Linked DNA regions of Homo sapiens: all the other regions are linked to region 4. The links are chromatin contacts, found by Hi-C or POLR2A ChIA-PET in ENCODE. All regions are on one chromosome and are shown on one strand. Each heading gives the region's core, a stretch centred on a gene start or an enhancer-like site at or near the end of the contact. The rest is flanking DNA. Distances are from core to core; before and after follow the strand shown. Region 1 holds the start of WDR59 (WD repeat domain 59). Region 2 holds the start of ZFP1 (ZFP1 zinc finger protein). Region 3 holds the start of ADAT1 (adenosine deaminase tRNA specific 1). Region 4 holds the start of ZFHX3-AS1 (ZFHX3 antisense RNA 1).

Evidence for each region. Hi-C counts contacts between places; a loop is a spot of excess contacts on that map. ChIA-PET counts read pairs that join two places held with the same protein, here RNA polymerase II (POLR2A). Pooled maps may share reads with other maps.
Region 1: a loop to region 4 is called in a map of CD8-positive, alpha-beta T cell, with 7 times the contacts of the local background. The contact joins the promoter of WDR59 here to the promoter of ZFHX3-AS1 in region 4. A Hi-C loop is called at or near these places in 2 of 168 maps with a recorded cell type or tissue (CD8-positive, alpha-beta T cell and naive thymus-derived CD4-positive, alpha-beta T cell) and 6 of 50 pooled maps. POLR2A ChIA-PET finds 5 or more read pairs at or near these places in 1 of 52 experiments (BJ).
Region 2: a map of gastrocnemius medialis shows a loop between it and region 4 (24-fold over the local background). The contact joins the promoter of ZFP1 here to the promoter of ZFHX3-AS1 in region 4. A Hi-C loop is called at or near these places in 2 of 168 maps with a recorded cell type or tissue (gastrocnemius medialis and naive thymus-derived CD4-positive, alpha-beta T cell) and 6 of 50 pooled maps.
Region 3: a map of CD4-positive, alpha-beta T cell shows a loop between it and region 4 (7-fold over the local background). The contact joins the promoter of ADAT1 here to the promoter of ZFHX3-AS1 in region 4. A Hi-C loop is called at or near these places in 2 of 168 maps with a recorded cell type or tissue (CD4-positive, alpha-beta T cell and CD8-positive, alpha-beta T cell) and 5 of 50 pooled maps.

Annotation. Positions count from the first base shown.
Region 1 is chr16:74,983,626-74,987,659 of GRCh38, forward strand. It overlaps WDR59 (WD repeat domain 59), which reads right to left and starts at 1,498. Exons shown (of 26, transcript NM_030581.4): 1 at 1,339-1,498. The coding sequence starts at 1,392. RefSeq lists silencers at 1,244-1,553, 2,589-2,789 and an enhancer at 1,884-1,943.
Region 2 is chr16:75,145,962-75,150,014 of GRCh38, forward strand. It overlaps ZFP1 (ZFP1 zinc finger protein), which reads left to right and starts at 2,563. Exons shown (of 4, transcript NM_153688.4): 1 at 2,563-2,682. RefSeq lists an enhancer at 2,374-2,423 and a silencer at 2,784-3,153.
Region 3 is chr16:75,621,743-75,626,133 of GRCh38, forward strand. ADAT1 (adenosine deaminase tRNA specific 1) reads right to left here and starts at 1,539. Exons shown (of 10, transcript NM_001324445.2): 1 at 661-1,539. RefSeq lists enhancers at 1-292, 293-812, 813-1,332, 1,214-1,453, 1,333-1,852.
Region 4 is chr16:72,662,572-72,666,695 of GRCh38, forward strand. It overlaps ZFHX3-AS1 (ZFHX3 antisense RNA 1), which reads left to right and starts at 2,562. Exons shown (of 4, transcript NR_171704.1): 1 at 2,562-2,762. LINC01572 (long intergenic non-protein coding RNA 1572) reads right to left here and starts at 2,399. Exons shown (of 14, transcript NR_126330.2): 1 at 2,321-2,399. RefSeq lists enhancers at 2,141-2,260, 2,301-2,360.

The sequences.
Region 1 (4,034 bases), core at 248-2,747, 2.3 Mb after region 4:
GCATCCAAATCCCAATGCTGTGTGTGCCACACATCCTCAACATACAACCACATAAAATCTTCACTCGAGGCTGTGCTCAGTGAATCACACCTGTAATCCCAACACTTTGGGACGCTGAGGCAGGGGGTTCGCTTGAGCCCAGGAGTTCCATACCAGCCTGGACAACATAGGGAGACCCCGTCTCTACAAAAAAAAATGAAAAATTTAGTCGGGCGTGTTGGCATGCGCCTGTAGTCTCAGCTACTGGGGAGGCTGAGGTGGGAGGATAGCTTGAGCCCAGGAGGTCGAAGCTGAACTGAGCGGTGATTCACGCCTCTGCACTCAAGCCTGGGTGACAGAGCCAGACCCTGTCTCAAATGAAGTAAAATAGGCCAGGCACGGTGGCCCACGCCTGTAATCCCAGCACTTTGGGAGGCTGAGGTGGGTGGATCACCTGAGGTCAGGAGTTCAAGACCAGCCTGACCAACAAGGTGAAACCCCGTCTCTACTAAAAATACAAAAATTAGCCGGGCGTGGTGGTGCGCACCTGTAATCCCAGCTACTTGGGAGGCTGAGGCAGGAGAATTGCTTGAATCCCGGAGGCGGAGGTTGCAGTGAGCCAAGATGGCACCACTGCACTCCAGCCTGGGCAACAGAGTGACTCTCCATCTCAAAAAAAATAAATTAAATTAAATTAAATAGAAAATTAAAAAATAAAATCTTTAAGCCAATCTTGTAAGTACGACCATCTCCCTTCTACAGGTGAGAAAACTGACGTGTACGGAGTGATGACAGGGTAGGGGCTGCGGGATTCGAACTCGGGCAACACGTGCAGTGTCACTCCTATCCACTACACGGTATTTTCCAGTATGATGGCATTAAGAACCACTTAACCGCGTAGACGCTGCAACAGGCACTTTGCAAACAGTGTTTCATCGAATTCACCCCAACAGGGTTACGTCCACGCAGCTGAGACTTAGAAAAGTCCCGCGACTTGCCTTAAGTCGCCACACGCGGCTAGGGCCTCGGGAAGCCGTCACGCCCTCGCTCCGTACCCTGATTGTGGGAAGCCTCCCCTCAGCACTCACGATGCGCAGTCTCTGCCTCAGTGTCACAAGGCGGACCCCACTCCCCTACCCGCGTAGGGAGCCCCGAAACTCCGTCCATGCTCGCCCCGATTGCCCCCGATGGTCGTCTTCCCTCCCCCGACGGGGCCTAAGAGGTCGGCTAAGCCCCGCCCACCTCCTCAGTACGGGGCCTAGGGTCTCCCCGTAGCCCCCCGGGACGGAAGCAGCCGCGTGGGGGAGGGGAAGCGGGGAGGACGCATGCCCAGAGGGCTCCACTCGGCCTCTAGCTCACCTGGGAGTCACGGAACTCTACAACCACGTTTTCGCTGCTCCATCGCGCCGCCATCTCCCCCGCCCGGCCGCCGCGGCCCCAGGACGGCGCCCTCCCACCCCGCCGTCCCCAGTATCCCGGGACCGTGCGCCCCACACAGCCAGAGAATCAGCCCCGACACGCCCCGTGCCCTGGTTGCTCCTGAGCTCAAGCCATTGGTTGACCCAAGCATAGGCTCCGCCCCTTCTTCCTGGGTCCTCCAATTGCTACACCGCGCCTGCAACAAACAGGCACGCCCTCGCTCACTTCCGTCACTTGGTTTGAGTCACCCACGCTCCTCGCGATTGCGGGCACACCCCCTGCCGCGAGCTCTGCCGGGAGTTGTAGTCCAAGCTCGAGCAAGCGTGGGTGACCTGGGAAGGGCTCGCAGGTTTGGGTTTGGGTGAGGTGAGGTGCCTGTTGTCCTGACTAGCTCCTCGCTGGAGTCCCCAGCATTCGTCCAGACCCAGTCTCAAATCAAAATCAACGTTCGGGGCGGGTGCGGTGACTCACGCCTGTAATCCTAGCGCTTTGGGAGGCCGAAGTCAGGAGTTCGAGACCAGCCTAAACAACATAGTGAAACCCCGTCTCTACTAAAAATACAAAAATTAGCCGGGTGGCGGGCGCCTGTAATCCCAGCTACTTGGGAGGCTGGGGCAGGAGAATCGCTTGAACCCGGGAGGCGGAGATTGCAGTGAGCCGAGATCACGCCATTATACTCCAGCCTGGGTGACAAGAGCGAGACTCCGTCTCGGAAAAAAAAAGAAAAAAGAAAAATCAAAGCTCGTGCAAACCGAAGATACCTCTTCTCCTGATGCCTATCCCATCGAGATATTTAAAAGTCTGAATGTGCAATTTATTGTTTCATACAATACAGCAGCGCCTCCCGTAACAATGAAGGTAGACTTAAATGTGAGAATCCAGCTGTTTTCTTGATCTGTAGTCCAATGCTCTACCTGTGAGCTATACCCCCTCCTGCAATCCAGCTGCTTTCTTTCCTTTTCTTTTTTTTTTTTTTTTTTTTTTTTTGAGACAGAGTCTTGCTCAGTCGCCCAGGCTGGAGTGCAGTGGCGCGATCTCGGCTCACTGCAAGATCCGCCTCCTGGCTTCACGCCATTCTCTTGACTCAGCCTCCGGAGTAGCTGGGACTACAGGCGCCCGCCACTACGCCCGGCTAATTTTTTTGTATTTTTAGTAGAGACGGGGTTTCACCGTTTTAGCCAGGATGGTCTCGATCTTCTGACCTCGTGATCTGCCCGTCTCGGCCTCCCAAAGTGCTGGGATTACAGGCGTGAGCCACCGCGCCCGGCCGCTGTTTTCTGATAAACCAAACATTAAAACAGATTTGCCAGAATTTTTTGTTGTTTTTTTTTTTTTTTGAAAATATTGTTCTTTTTCATTTTAAAATGTATTCATGTGAAGGGCCTTAATGTTTAAATGAAATAATGAATATATTTTTTAAATTCTGTATACTACATATAAAAGTTTTTGGGGGCCGGACGCAGTGGCTCATGCCTGTAATCCCAGCACTTTGGGAGGCTGACGTGGACGGATGGCTTGAGCCCAGAAGGAGGCTGCAGTAAGCTAGGATCACATTACTGTACTCCAGCCTGGGCGACAGAGCAAGACCTTGTCAAAAAAAAAAAAAAAGTTTTTTTGGGATTTTCAGTAATTTTTAACAGCAGTGTAAAGGGATTCCAAGATCAAAAAGTTTGAGAACCACTGTACTAACATGGTGGGTGGTGATTAAGTTTCCTTTTCAGTCCCACACTCTTAAATGTTGATTTAACTGGTTTAGCTTCAGTTTCCCTATAGAAGGGAAAAATGGCTTACCTCATTGGATTGTTGTAAGGAACTAAGCACAGGGCCTGGGATGTAGAAAAGCTCAACTATAAACTATTAATTCAGTTCTAGAAGCCAGGAAATCAATAAAAATAAAATAAAATAAACTGTTATTGTTGTTGTTAATATTATCACTATTTGTATGTGCAAGTCATTGTATGAATAGAGGTAAGAAAGTGTGGTCTCTTCCCTCCTGGAGTATTGGCTATAAGGGGGAAGACAGACTTGTTGACAGATTACGGTGACTAACTTGTTGCCTGGACCGTTTCATGTTTTATTTTTATTTTTTTGGAGAAAGGGTCTCGTTCTGTCACTGAGGCTGGAGTGCAGTGGTGTGAGCATAGCTCACCACAGCCTCCAACTCCTGGGCCCAAGCAATCCTCCTGCCTCAGCCTCCCAAGTAACTGGGACTACAGGCATGTGCTACTATGCCCAGCTATTTTTTTTTTTTTTTTTTTTTACTTTTTGTAGAGATGGTCTCGTTGTGTTGCCCAGGGTGGTTTCAAAGTAGTGGCTTCAAGCAAGTGATCCTCCGGCCTCAGCCTCTGGATTAGCTGGGACCATAGGTGTGAGCCACCATGCCTGATCCCTTTTCATATTCTAGCACTGCATCACCAAAAAGTCTTGCATCCCAAGAAACCCATAAGTTCCAGGCAAACTGGGACAACTGGTTACTCTACAACAGGAATGTGCTTGGCAGAATGACTTGTATATTATAATAGATTTGCAAGCAATATGGCAGGAGAGAAAAGCCTAAATAGGCGACCCGAAATGGCATCTTGAAATCTTGAAGAATATGACATCTGAGCTTTGTTTTGTTTTGTTTTGTTTTGTTT
Region 2 (4,053 bases), core at 1,313-3,812, 2.5 Mb after region 4:
CCCCTAGATGCTACCATGGGGCCAGAGCCCAAAGGTGCTCACCCTGGCCCTGGCACCCACTTGCCTCTGTGCTCCCCCTCCCATAAGGGGTTTTAGCACAGTGGCTGAGTAAGCTAGCCACGACAAGTCCCGCGAAGGGGTCCAGGGAACTCTCCTGTCTCATTAACATACTGTTACCACACAATCCAGCAACCATGCTAATTTTTTTTTTTTTTTTTGGAGACGGGGTCTCGCTCTGTCGCCCAGGCTGGAGTTCATTGGTGCAATCTCGGCTCACTGCAAGCTCCGCCTCCCAGGTTCACGCCATTCTCCTGGCTCAGCCTCCCAAGTAGCCGAGGCTACAGGTGCCCGCCACCACGCCCGGCTAATTTTTATTTTTGTATTTTTATTAGAGACAGGGTTTCGCTGTGTTAGCCAGGATGGTCTCGATCTCCTGACCTCGTGATCCGCCCGCCTCGGCCTCCCAAAGTGCTGGGATTACAGGCGTGAGCCACTGCACCCGGCCGCAACCATACGATTTACCCAAATGAACTGGAAACTTATATCCTCACAAAACCTGAACACAGATGTTTAGAGCAGCTTTATTCATAGTTGCCAAAACTTAGAAGCAACCAATGTATCTTCAGTAGGTGAATGGATTTAAAACACTGGTACATGCAGACAGTAGAATATTATGCAGCACTAAAACGAACTGAGGCTGGGCACAGTGGCTCATCCCTATAATCCCCGCACTTTGGGAGGCCAAGGCAGGAGGATTTCTTGATCCCAGGAGTTTGAGACGAGCCTGGGCAACATGGCAAAATGCCATCTCTACAAAAAATACAAAAAATTACCCAGGCATGGCTGTGTATGCCTGTAGTTTTAGCTACTTGGGAGGCTGAACTGGGAGGGTCACTTGAGCCCAGGAAGTGGAGGCTGCAGTGAGCCATGATCGCACCACTGCACTCCAACCTGGGTGACAGAGTGAGACCCTGTGTCAAAAAAAAAAAAAAAAAAAAAAAGCCAGGGTAACTTGAGGGAAACATGAGGGAAACTTAAATGTATATTACTAAATGAAAGAAGCCAATCTGAAAAAGCAACATATGTATGATTCCACCTATATGACAACCTGCAAAAGGCAAAACTATGGAGACAGTAAAAATATCAGAGATTTCCAGGGGTTGTGGGATGGATGAATAAATGGAGCACAGATGATTTTTTGGGGGGCAGTGAAACTATTCTGTACGATACTGTAATGGTTACAGGCATTTGTCAAGACCCATAGAATGTACAACATCAAGTGAACACTAATGTAAGCTATGGACTTTGGGTGCCAATGATTTTGTTTTTTAATTTATACTTTTTGAGACAGGGTCACCCAAGCTGGAGTGCAGTGGCACAATCTTGGCTCACTGAAACCTCAGCCTCCCAGGCTCAAGTGATCCTCCCACCTCAGCCTCCCGAGTAGCTGGGACTACAGGTGCGTGCCACCATGCCCGGCTAATTTTTGTATTTTTTTTTTTTTTTTAAGAGATGAGGTTTCACCATTTTGGCCAGGCTGGTTTCAAATTCCTCGGCTCAAGCAATCTGCTTGCCTCAGGCTCCCAAAGTGCTAGGATTACAGGTGTGAGCCACTGAGCCTGGCCAGGTGCTGATATTTAACTGTAGGTTCACCAATTGTAACAAATACACTGTTCTGGTGTGGGATATCAACTTTGGGGAGGTTGTGTGTGCTGGGGGGACATGGGTTATATGGGAATTCAATGTATTTTCTGCTCAAATTTTGCTGTGAACCTAAAACTGTTCTAAAGGATGAAAGGAACTGAGGGTGAAGGGAAATGGGAAGATGGTGGTCAAGGGGTACAAAGTCTCAGTTATGCAAGATGAGTAGTTCTGGGGAGATGCACAGCTATGTGACGATAGTTGACAATATTGTGTACTTGAAATTTGCTAAGAAGATAGATCTTAAGTGTTCTCATCAGACAAATAACTATGTGAGGTGATGCACATGTTAATTAGCTTGATTATGGTGAATATTTCACAAATGTAGATATCAAGTTGTACATCTTAAATATATAGATCTCAACAAATATATATACCTCAACAAAGTGGCCTGGGAAAAAAGGGAAAAAAGCTAGTTGCAGCACATGATACCTTTATGGCCAGTTTTGTAACAACAACAAAAAAATCAAAGTGCGAACTTAATGTTATACGCAGTTAATCTTTAGAAAGTGAGATTATGGATACTTTATTTTGTACATATATTCTAATTAAATACAGTTATAGATTATTTGTGTAATGTTTAAAAGCCAAGTTGTTGTATTTAAGGGGGAGGTGGTGAATTGTAGTTCACGACCCACTCTGGGAAAAAAGAAAACAGTGCAGGCTAAGGAGATTATTTTGGTCGGCTCATCAGACCGCCTAACAAGGCGAAGACTTTCCTGAGAGTCCCTAAAGCCGCGGCCCCGGAGGCTTGTGGGAAATGTAGTCCCGAACGTGGATGGTCCACCCCTCCGAGGACCCTGGGAACGGCCCGCGCCCCTGTTTCTGCGCATGTGCAGTGCTGCGAGCGCGCCGGTGGCCGCCCTTCCCCCACCACCAGCGGCGAGTGGGTGACAGAGCCCCCGTCTCCGCGCGTCTTCGCCGCCCTGCGCCGTGACCCGCTGTGGCACTGGGCCACGAGTGGAGGCTGCGCCCCTCCAGGTACGAGAGGGGCTTCCAGGTAGCTCCGCGCGGCCTGGGGCCGAGGGGAAGGAGATGAGGGATGGGCTCGTGCCCGCGCAGGGTGGGAGCCCAAACTTCGGCTACTCGTAGGCGGCAGTGACCCTCAGGGCGGCGTCCGGGGTTGCCCGGCGCTCGCCTCTGAACGGGGCCGGCGGGGCACGCCTGGCCGAACGTGCGGGGGCGGGGACGGCGGAGGGAAGGGCGGCTATGAGGCTTCGCCTTCTTCTCTTTGTCAGGAGATGCGCCTCAGACGGGCGGCGAAGGGCTCGGGCCGCGCGGGAGCGAGTTCTGGAGCCCCGGCGGGCGCGCGCGCGCGGGACGAGGCCCCGCCGGGGCGTGGTGGGGGCGTGGCCTGACACACCTGGCCACGCCCCGATGCCCGGTGCCTCGTGGGTGGAGGAAGGACTGGAGCCTGGTCAGTTGCCGGTGGTGAAGGAGAACCGTGATCCCTTTGTCAGAGGGTCTTCAGTGAGGTGTTCCCCTGATCCTCGCATCCACCCCGTGACTTCCAGCGTTATCATCTCCGTCGCTATCCCAGGAACACGGGAGGTTCAGAAGGGGAAAGTGATTTCCCTAAGGTCTCACAACCCGGTGGTACTTTATGTGAGCAGCAGATATTTTTTCATTTATCTTTTGATTTTACTCGCTGGTAGATTTTGCCATGTATACGTTTTGACGTTTTAAATTTCTCTCGGGTGGAATTTACTGTTCTTTCCGTTTGGGGCACCCAAAATTCTTCACTACTTTGAAATACGAAAGTTTTCCCATGATTCTGGTGCAGTCACGCTCTGCGTAACAGTGTTTCTGTCAACGAGGGACCTCATGTAAAATGGTGGTCCTATGTGATTGTAATACTATATTTTTGTATTGTACCGTTTCTTTTCTTTACTTTCTTTTTTTTTTTTTTTTTTTTGAGACGGAGTCTCGCTCTGTCGTCCAGGCTGGAGTGCAGTGGCTTGATCTCGGCTCACTGCAACCTCCGCCTCCTGGGTTAAAGTAGTGCTCTGCCTCAGCCTCCCGAGTAGCTGGGATTACAGGCGTGAGCCACCGCGTCCGGCCAGACACAATTTATTGATGTAACTGTTCCTCTAAATACTACTTTAACTACATCACTCAAATTTTTATATCTTGTATTTTCTTTTCTGTTGTTGTTGTTTTTGAGACTGAGTCTCACTCTGTCACCCAGGCTGGAGTGCAGTGGCACTCAGCTCACTGAAACCTCTGCCTCCCGGGTTCAAGCAGTCCTCCTGGCTGGGATTACAGGCACCCGCCACTACACCTGGCTGATTTTTGTATTTTTAGTAGAGACGGGGTTTCACCATGTTGGCCCGGCTGCTCTAGAACTCTTGA
Region 3 (4,391 bases), core at 289-2,788, 3.0 Mb after region 4:
CATCAAGCAGATCCCTAGGATACTTTGCAGGGAAATCTCTCACTCTTGGCCCTATCAATGCTCACTAGGCACATCCTGATCTCATTTGGACTCAATTATACAAAAAGCTTCCCAGTAGAAGATGAGCTTGTGATAGACATAGCTAAGCACTGTAAAACCAAACTGAAGGCCGGGCGCGGTGGCTCACCTGAGGTCAGGAGTTCGAGGCCAGCCTGGCCAACGTGGTGAAACCCTGTCTCTACTGAAAATACAAAAAAATTAGCCGGGCGTGATGGCGCGTGCCTGTAGTCCCAGCTACTCGGGAGGCTGAGGCAGGAGAATCGCTTGAACCCGGGAGGCGGAGGTCGCAATGAGCCGAGATTGTGCCACTGCACTCCAGGCTGGGTGACAGAGCGAGACTCCCTCTCAAAAAAACAAAAAAGGCTTTCCTGAGCTCCAGTGCATGCAGCTTTTGAAAGATGGTATTGTTATGAATCCCCTGCAGCGCAACGTGCAGGCTCGCTACTGTAGTGAATGCTACTGGTAAATCAGACCACAGTGATTTAAAACAAAAATCTGCAGGAAGTGAGACCCTGTGACTTGAAAGTCAGAGGGCCAGGGCAAGCCTTGTCAAGAAAAGAAAGCATGAGATCCTAGAATCCTCGTTTGGAAGGGACTCACCTCTCATTTCTAGGGAGGCATCACAAGGCAGTATAGTTTATGAAGACCACCTGGCCATCGACCTGAAATTAAACCAGAGGTGCAATTCACAAACCTCGATAGGCAAGGCAGGTAGAAGTTGCCAGAAGAAACAGTGACTCTCTTTAAGATGAAGCAGCCCAGAACGGCATCATCTCACTCAGGTAGTGCGTCTGAATGAGCATGCACAATTGTTTAAATGAATAAATGTTTTGCTACACTGGGTCCATTATAATTCGAGCCTACACCCCCTCCTAGATCTTGAAAACTTGAAGAACTTCTTAGCTGAAAATAACAGCTCAGCTAAACAGGCATTTATTTGCCCACAAGACCGCATCTCTGAACAGTTTCAACAAGCTAAAAAAACTGACGTCCTTTCCAAAGAAAAGGAAGTCGGCTGCCAGGGGAGAAAAGGCTTCAGCGATGCTTGGAGGAAGGGACTCTGGTTTACGCTGGCTCCCTTCCTAAACACTTCCGGAAGCAGAGCCCCTTCCCGGCCGCTGGAGAAGCCTGGGTGGGACCCCGAGTCGGCCAGTTACAGGATAGGAGGTGCCAGGCAAGGCACTGAAGCCATGCAGTGAGAACAGCGTGAGCGCCTGATCCATTGGGTCCTGCGGCTGCCAGGCCAGAGGCCCCGCGCCAGGAGCTCTTCAGGCGCCGGCTGCTGACAGTTCCAGGCGTGGAGCGCCTTCCCACGTGAAACGCGTCCCGGAAGATACGATCCTCACAACCTCTTCCCTCAAAAACAGACTCGGCAAAGTTAGCCCGGATAAACCTGCCCCGTCGCCCCAGCGCCTCGCGGACGCTCCCCTCCCACCTTCAGGAAACGCGCCTAGAAGAAAGCGAGCTTAATCCGCCGGTAAGGCGGACGTGACGTCACAAAGCGCCGGTTCCTTTCGGCTCCCGCTCCCAGAGGCGCGCAGTGCATGCCGGGCCCTGTAGTTTTTCCGGGGAGTCGGTGCCAGGGCCGAGATTCCCGCGCTTCAAGTCCCGCAGCCCTGGCTGCGTCTTAGAGAGGCGTGAAACCGGATGATGGGAGCCGCTTGTTGGCTTAGATATTCCTTCAACTAGAATGACGTATCTTGCAGCACTCGGCTGAATTTTTTTCTTTTTCTTTTTTTTTTTTGAGACGGAGTCTTGCTCTGTTGCTCAGGCTGGAGTGTAGAGGCGCGATCTCGGCTCACTGCAACCTTCGCCTCCCGGTTCAAGCGATTCTCCTGACTATGCTGTATTTCTATCTGTAACATCACTGTCCAATAGATATATAATTCGAACCATATACGTAATTTAAAAATTTCCAGTAGCCTCATTAAAAGTCAAAATAGAAACAATCATATATATTTTATTTAACCCATACATCCCAAATAGTATTATTTCAACATATAATCAAAAAATTTTTTGAGATGGAGTCTCGCTTTGTCGCCCAGGCTGGAAGCGGCGCAATTTCGGCGCACTGCAACCTCCGTCTCCTGGCTTCAAGCGATTCTCCTGCCTCAGCCTCCCAAGTAGCTGGGATTACAGGCGCCCGCCATCACACCCGGCTCATTTTTGTTATTTTTAGTAGAGACGGGGTTTCGCCATGTTACCAGGCTGGTCTCGAACTCCTGACCTCAAGTGATCCGCCCGCCTCAACCTCCCAGAGTGCTGGGATTACAGGCGTGAGTCACGATGCCCGGGGTCGGTCTGTCTGTCTCATATATATATATATATATATTTTTTTTTTTTTTTTTTTTTTTTTTGAGACGGAGTCTCGCTCTGTCACCCAGGCTGGAGTGCAGTGGCGCAATCTCTGCTCACTGCAAGCTCCGCCTCCCAGGTTCACGCCATTCTCCTGCCTCAGCCTCGCGAGTAGCTGGGACTACAGGTGCCTGCCACCACGTCAGGCTAATTTTTGTATTTTTAGTAGATACGGGGTTTCACCATGTTAGCCAGGATGGTCTCGATCTCCTGACCTCGTGATCTGCCCGCCTCGGCCTCCCAAAGTGCTGGATTACAGGCGTGAGCCACCGCACCTGGCTGCCGAGTCTCAATATTTTAAAAAATACTTATGTTCTGTTCTGTTTTTAATGCGAAGTTTAAGAAATCTGGTGTGTGTTACACTTAGAATACATCCCAATTTGGATCAGCCACATTTCAGATGCTGGATAGTCACATGTGGCTACTGGCTACTGTAGTACAGTACTACTACAGTGTAGTGGGCAGAACAGGTCTAAAAACCTTTGGATTGCCGGGAATAAGTAATATAGCTGCCTGGATACTTCAGGGGCCTTTGTCACCCAGTAACTGAATGCTCTATTACTAAAAATGAAAGAATTCATTTTTCTTTGTTACCCCTCAAAAATTTATGCAACTTGCTCAACCCCATCCTTCTCTCTAGTTCAAAGGAAATGGGACATGGCCCTCCTCCAAGGCCAAAGACTTTGCTCCTCATTCCTCTCCAATATCTTTAATCTGCAAGTGACTGCCTCTTCTGTCTTTTAAGAAATATTCCAGTGGGGGTAAGGGGTATCAAAGACCTTCTTCTAGGGTTCTTTATCTCAGGGATTGGTATTACTAGCAATCTAGTTGCGTAACTAAAAAGTGAGTCATGTTCCTTGTTATCTCCCTTCCCTTAATCCCCTTAGTGCAATCCATTACCAAGTCCTGTTGATCTTACTTCCTATCTCTTGAATCCATCCATTTCTCTCCACTTGCATGCCAATACGCTAGTAAAAGCCACTATCGTATTCCTCTTGGATTGCTACACTCATCTCTGAATTTCCACCTTTTCTTGCTTAACTCCAATTCATTTTCCACAGAGCAGCAAGACTAATCTTTTCAAACTGCAAATCTGGTGTCAGATTTGTGACTACTACACATTTACTGCTTAAATAATACTTCAGTGAATGCCTTCTCGGTACTTTTTTTTTTTTTGAGATGGAGTCTCACTCTCCTACCCAGGCTGTAACGCAGTGGCACAATCTCGGCTCACTGCAACCTCCGCCTCCCAGGGGCAAGCAATTCTACCTCAGCCTCCCCAGTAGCTGGGATTACAGGCACATGCCACAACACCCGGCTGATTTTTGTATTTTTAGTAGAGACGGGGTTTCACCCTGTTGGTCAGTCTGGTCTCAAACTCCAGACCTCAAGTGATCCGCCTGCCTTGACCTCCCAAAGTGCTGGGATTACAGGCGTGAGCCACCATGCCCGACTGGCTTCCCAGTACTCTTAAAATACAGACAAAAATCCCATAGTAGTGCTCACAGTCCTGCATGGCCAGCCCCTTCCTGCCTCACCTGGTGCCATATTTCTTTGGGCTTCTATACTCTCACTGGTCTCCATGTCCCTTCCTACCACAGGGCTTTTGCACTTGTTGCCATACCACGGAAAGCCTTCTTCCCTTCAGATCTCATGTCCTCAGAGAAACCTCCTCTAACTAGGTCCATGTCCATTATAGCTTCTCAACACCCCGTGGACCTCTCCTTCAAACCATTTACCTGAGCTGCCATTTTATACAATTTTGGAGGATGATTTATTACTATCTATTTTCTTTACAAGTGTAGATGCTTGATGAAGTTTGAGACCACGCCTGTTTCTGCTCACCCCAGCAAAGCAGTTAGCAAATTGTGAGCCTGCAACTGTTTGAAGAGAAATGGGGACTTTATGACCCTTCTGTCCCTTCTAGCTTTCACACTCGGTCATTTTTCCTGCCAACCCTCACATACAAGTTGTCT
Region 4 (4,124 bases), core at 1,312-3,811:
ATTCTATCAAACACTTAACAATGCAATGCCAATCTTATACAAACTTTTTCAAGAAGTAAAGAATACAACACATCCCAGATCACTTAAAGATGTCAGACACCATTACCCTAATTCTAAAACCAGACAATCAAAATAAAGCAAAACTGAAGACCAATCTCCCCAAAATGGCAACCGAACAGTGAAAAAAAATTTAGTTAAAGCCATTCCTCACATCATATATAAAAGCAAATTTCAGGTAAGCTAATGTTCTCATGTGAAAGATAATGCCTGAGATGGTTAGGAAGAAGATTATGAGATTATATTCAGGTATATGCTGGTAGAATTCACCATAAAATTATTTTAATATAAAACATCCAAAAAATTAAGGCACACAAACTATTTTCACTCTTCATGTTGATCAAGAATTTTCCTATTTCTTGTTAATTCAAAAAGACTCTGGATGCAATACCTTGTGAACTTATTTTTTGGTATGCCCCTGTGCTCATATACTACCTTACTACCTTTATCTCTCTGTTTTTTGTTTGTTTGTTTTGGAGATAGGCACGATCATTGGCCACTGCAGCCTGGAATTCCCCGGCCCAAGTGATCCTCCCACCTCAGCCTCCTGAGTAGCTGGGAGCAAGGCGAACACCACCACGGCTGGCTAATTTTAAAATTTTTTTGTAGAGATGGGGTCCGACTATCGTCTTGAACTCCTGGGTTGGTCTCGAACTCCTGGGCTGAAGCAGTCTTTCCACCTCAGCCTCCCAAAGTGTTGGTTGGGATTACAGGCGTGGACCGCCACACTTAGAAATGACTTTTCTAATATCCTTAAATCAGAGCTCATGTAAAATTTTCAGCCTTCTCATTCCACCTCCCTCCGAACTACAAGTCTTAAAACTAAGAAATGACAGCCATTCGGTAGAAGTTAAAACACTGTTTCGCTGCTTATTTCTACTTAAAAAAATTATATACATAGATATATATTATGTAAATATATATAATTATATATATAGACATACGTGTGTGTATATATATAAATAAACGTGTAGAATTGGACTGGGGTCCCACTAATATCCACATTTCAAAACAGAATCTAAAACTCCCTAAAACAGGGTTGGGCTCGGCGGCTCACGCTTGTAATCCCAACCCTTTGGGAGGCTGACACTGGAGATCAGTCTGAGCAACAAAGTCAGATCTCTTTTCTACTAAAACAAAATACAACTCTCTAAAACTAATACAAAATTTTGTGTGTATGTGTCATATTCTGGAGAAAAGCTCCAAGGTTTTCCTCTGGGTCTTAAACAGGACTAAGACCCCCCACCCCCAAAAGAATCTCTGTTCTAGAGGCTAAGCATATAGAAGCTCATACTGCATTATCAAACTGGAAAGTTAATAGAGGATTTTCATGGTCATATACAGGAGAGGTGGGGAAAGCTGTCTATTTAGACTGTAAACTCCTAAAATGTTCATAAATCTCAATGGAAATTAAATCCACCGGGGTGGGAGAAGTATCACAATAGACAAAGAAGCTAAAGGTTAATGAAGAGAAGGTTTTAATCAGTGGTTACTTTTGTGCTTGGGATCAATCCTCAGTTTGTCCTCCAACGTAACTTTTGGCATTATTCATTTCAAAGTCTGAACAGTATCCATAAACCCAATACGAAACCTATGGATCCAGAGGGTCCGACCGAAAACAAAACAATTATGTTTCCGATGTGAACGCATCAATAGCTTACTTTTGTAGCGCTTTATAAAACGCTGTCACTTGCTGCTTTCCACGTCATGATATTCCCGGTCGGGAAGAGTAGGACAGCAGCATCTTTTATGAATAAGGAATTTTTTGGATTCAATTTGTGAGGTGTGGGACGCTCACCAGGTTGCGCGAAAACCATTTTTCTACATCGTCAAGTGCACGCACCCCGTGTCTCATAGTATTAGTGATGAAGACGAGGATGAAACTACCAAAGACATCAGTGGGGAGTGAATTATACTTGGGGGAGGTGTAAGCACGTCGAAATAAGGAAGCTGAGAGACATTTTGTGAAAGAGGGAAGGTAGCGTTAAGAGGAGCCTTCCATCAGGGGCAACAGAACGGGGGCAGGCGTGGCGTCTCTGGGACTGCCGGAAAACGACGTGAGGGAAAAACTCAGAGGCTACGAAAAGGCGAACAGACGGAGGGCCTGCCTCAGGGGAGCTAAGCAGCTCGCCTGAAGCCCCCCATCTGGAAATGACGTGTTTAACTCGGCGCCCCTGCAGCTCCGGCCGCCCTTTTTTGTTTAACTCCGCGCCCCTCCAGCTCCGGCCGCCCTTTTCGTCGCTCTCCCCTCGCGGTCGCTCACCCCTGAGATCCCTGGTTCCACTGAGACGCTCAGCTTCATTCGGCAACTCGCGGACACCAAGCGCCACAAATTCAAATACGAGATCTAGAGACGCTGGGTCTCAAACGTCTCCCAGAGTGAAAGACAGAGGAACCAATCGAGGCTCGGCTGACCTCAGACGTCTAAGGCGATAGGCGTTGCTAAGAAAAGGGGGTGGGACGATACCCAGTTGCCAAGACGACGGCTTCCGGGTGGGCGGCTTGAGGTGGCTTCCGGCCGCCAGGCGAGACTCCGCGGGAAAACTCCCTGCTAGAGAGACTAGGAGATTTGGGGCTGCGGCCGTTTCCTCCGGAGCACCCACGGGACTGTGTGCTGGGGTCCCTCCACCGGCTGTGTCCTTTATTCTTCTTTCTCACCCAACGATTTACCTGAACGGTTATAAAGTGCACGTTATTTCCCTAAGGTAAGCGTGTGGTAGCGCCTCCTCCTCCTCCAACAGGGGGGTAACAGAAACCTGCTGTCAACTTTGTTACCCAACATAACTGTACTTAACCACAAAAAGTTGAAATTTTGGATCTTTAAACATTCAATAACCTCTTGCTGTGTGAGGTTTTTTAACTGCACTACATACATTTTGTAGTCTTTAACCATTGAATGCGATTTAAGTTTACAATGAAATTTAACGTTCTGGTTGTTTCTGACCCCAAATTTCATCTGAACCAGTTAATGGACGAAGAACTGAAATTTTATTTTCTGTGACAGTCTCATAGGTTCTCAGACTTAAGTTCTTAATCGCCCATAAATCTGAAGGCAGGTGTTAAAGATGAGCAGGTGATTTGAGCCCAGTCCATGCCAACACTCAAACTAATTCAGCTGAGACTCCTTTCGTTAGGAGCATTATTTTAATTTTAAAAATTTTAAACCGAATGGTAAGCATGGCTGCTTTAGTTTCAGTTGTGTCTCATTTGATGATGATAGTCCCACACAAGACGATCTCATTTGTCAATGAAAGTAAACATTAGTGACCACACAGCTTTCTGCAGATAACTCTTTAAACGAACATCTTTTATCAGACCACAGAAATCATTGTTATTGTCACTAAAATGTAAAAACTAAAGCAAAACTTATCTGCTTATCAACAATTTCTTCCTCCATAGCTAAGGTAGGGAAGCATTTATGAAAGCTTAGATCTATATGTGTTTGGGATCCTGCCAACCCCTTTCTTAAAATTCCATCTTCAAAACTCCCTGCTAATGAGCACTTTTCCAACAGCTTGGATGAAACATTCTGAATAATTCGTCAGCCTGAAGGTTAGAAATTTCATTAAATAAAAAATTAAATACACAGAATACTTAAGTATGAAACATTAATGAACTGAGTAATACATTCTTAAGAAGAGGAGGCACTTAGGAAAACACAGGCCACCTGCATTGTGGAGCCATTTAATGTGATGAGATTTGATAAATGGGTAAGAGATCAAAAAATGCCCAGGGTTTCAAAAGAGAATGTTCCATGAGCAGCTTACTGCCTACATAGACCATTTGAAAATCAAACCAACTCAGCAGAAGCCCAAGAGGCCTTCAGATGAACCCGAGTATCCTTTGGATGTCAGTGTTGTACTGAACAAAGTCAGTTGAACTGTTATTTATCTGACAAGAAAAAAAAATGCCTAAATTTTGTAAGGACTTACACCATTCATTTAAAAATATATAGTGATCTTAGAGGTTAGAAAGCACAGAAAAGAAACTTGAACATAGAGGTACTTAAAAGGAGAAAAATAAATTTCCTCCGGTAGTAGACATGTATTTGGCATTGTTCACTGTTA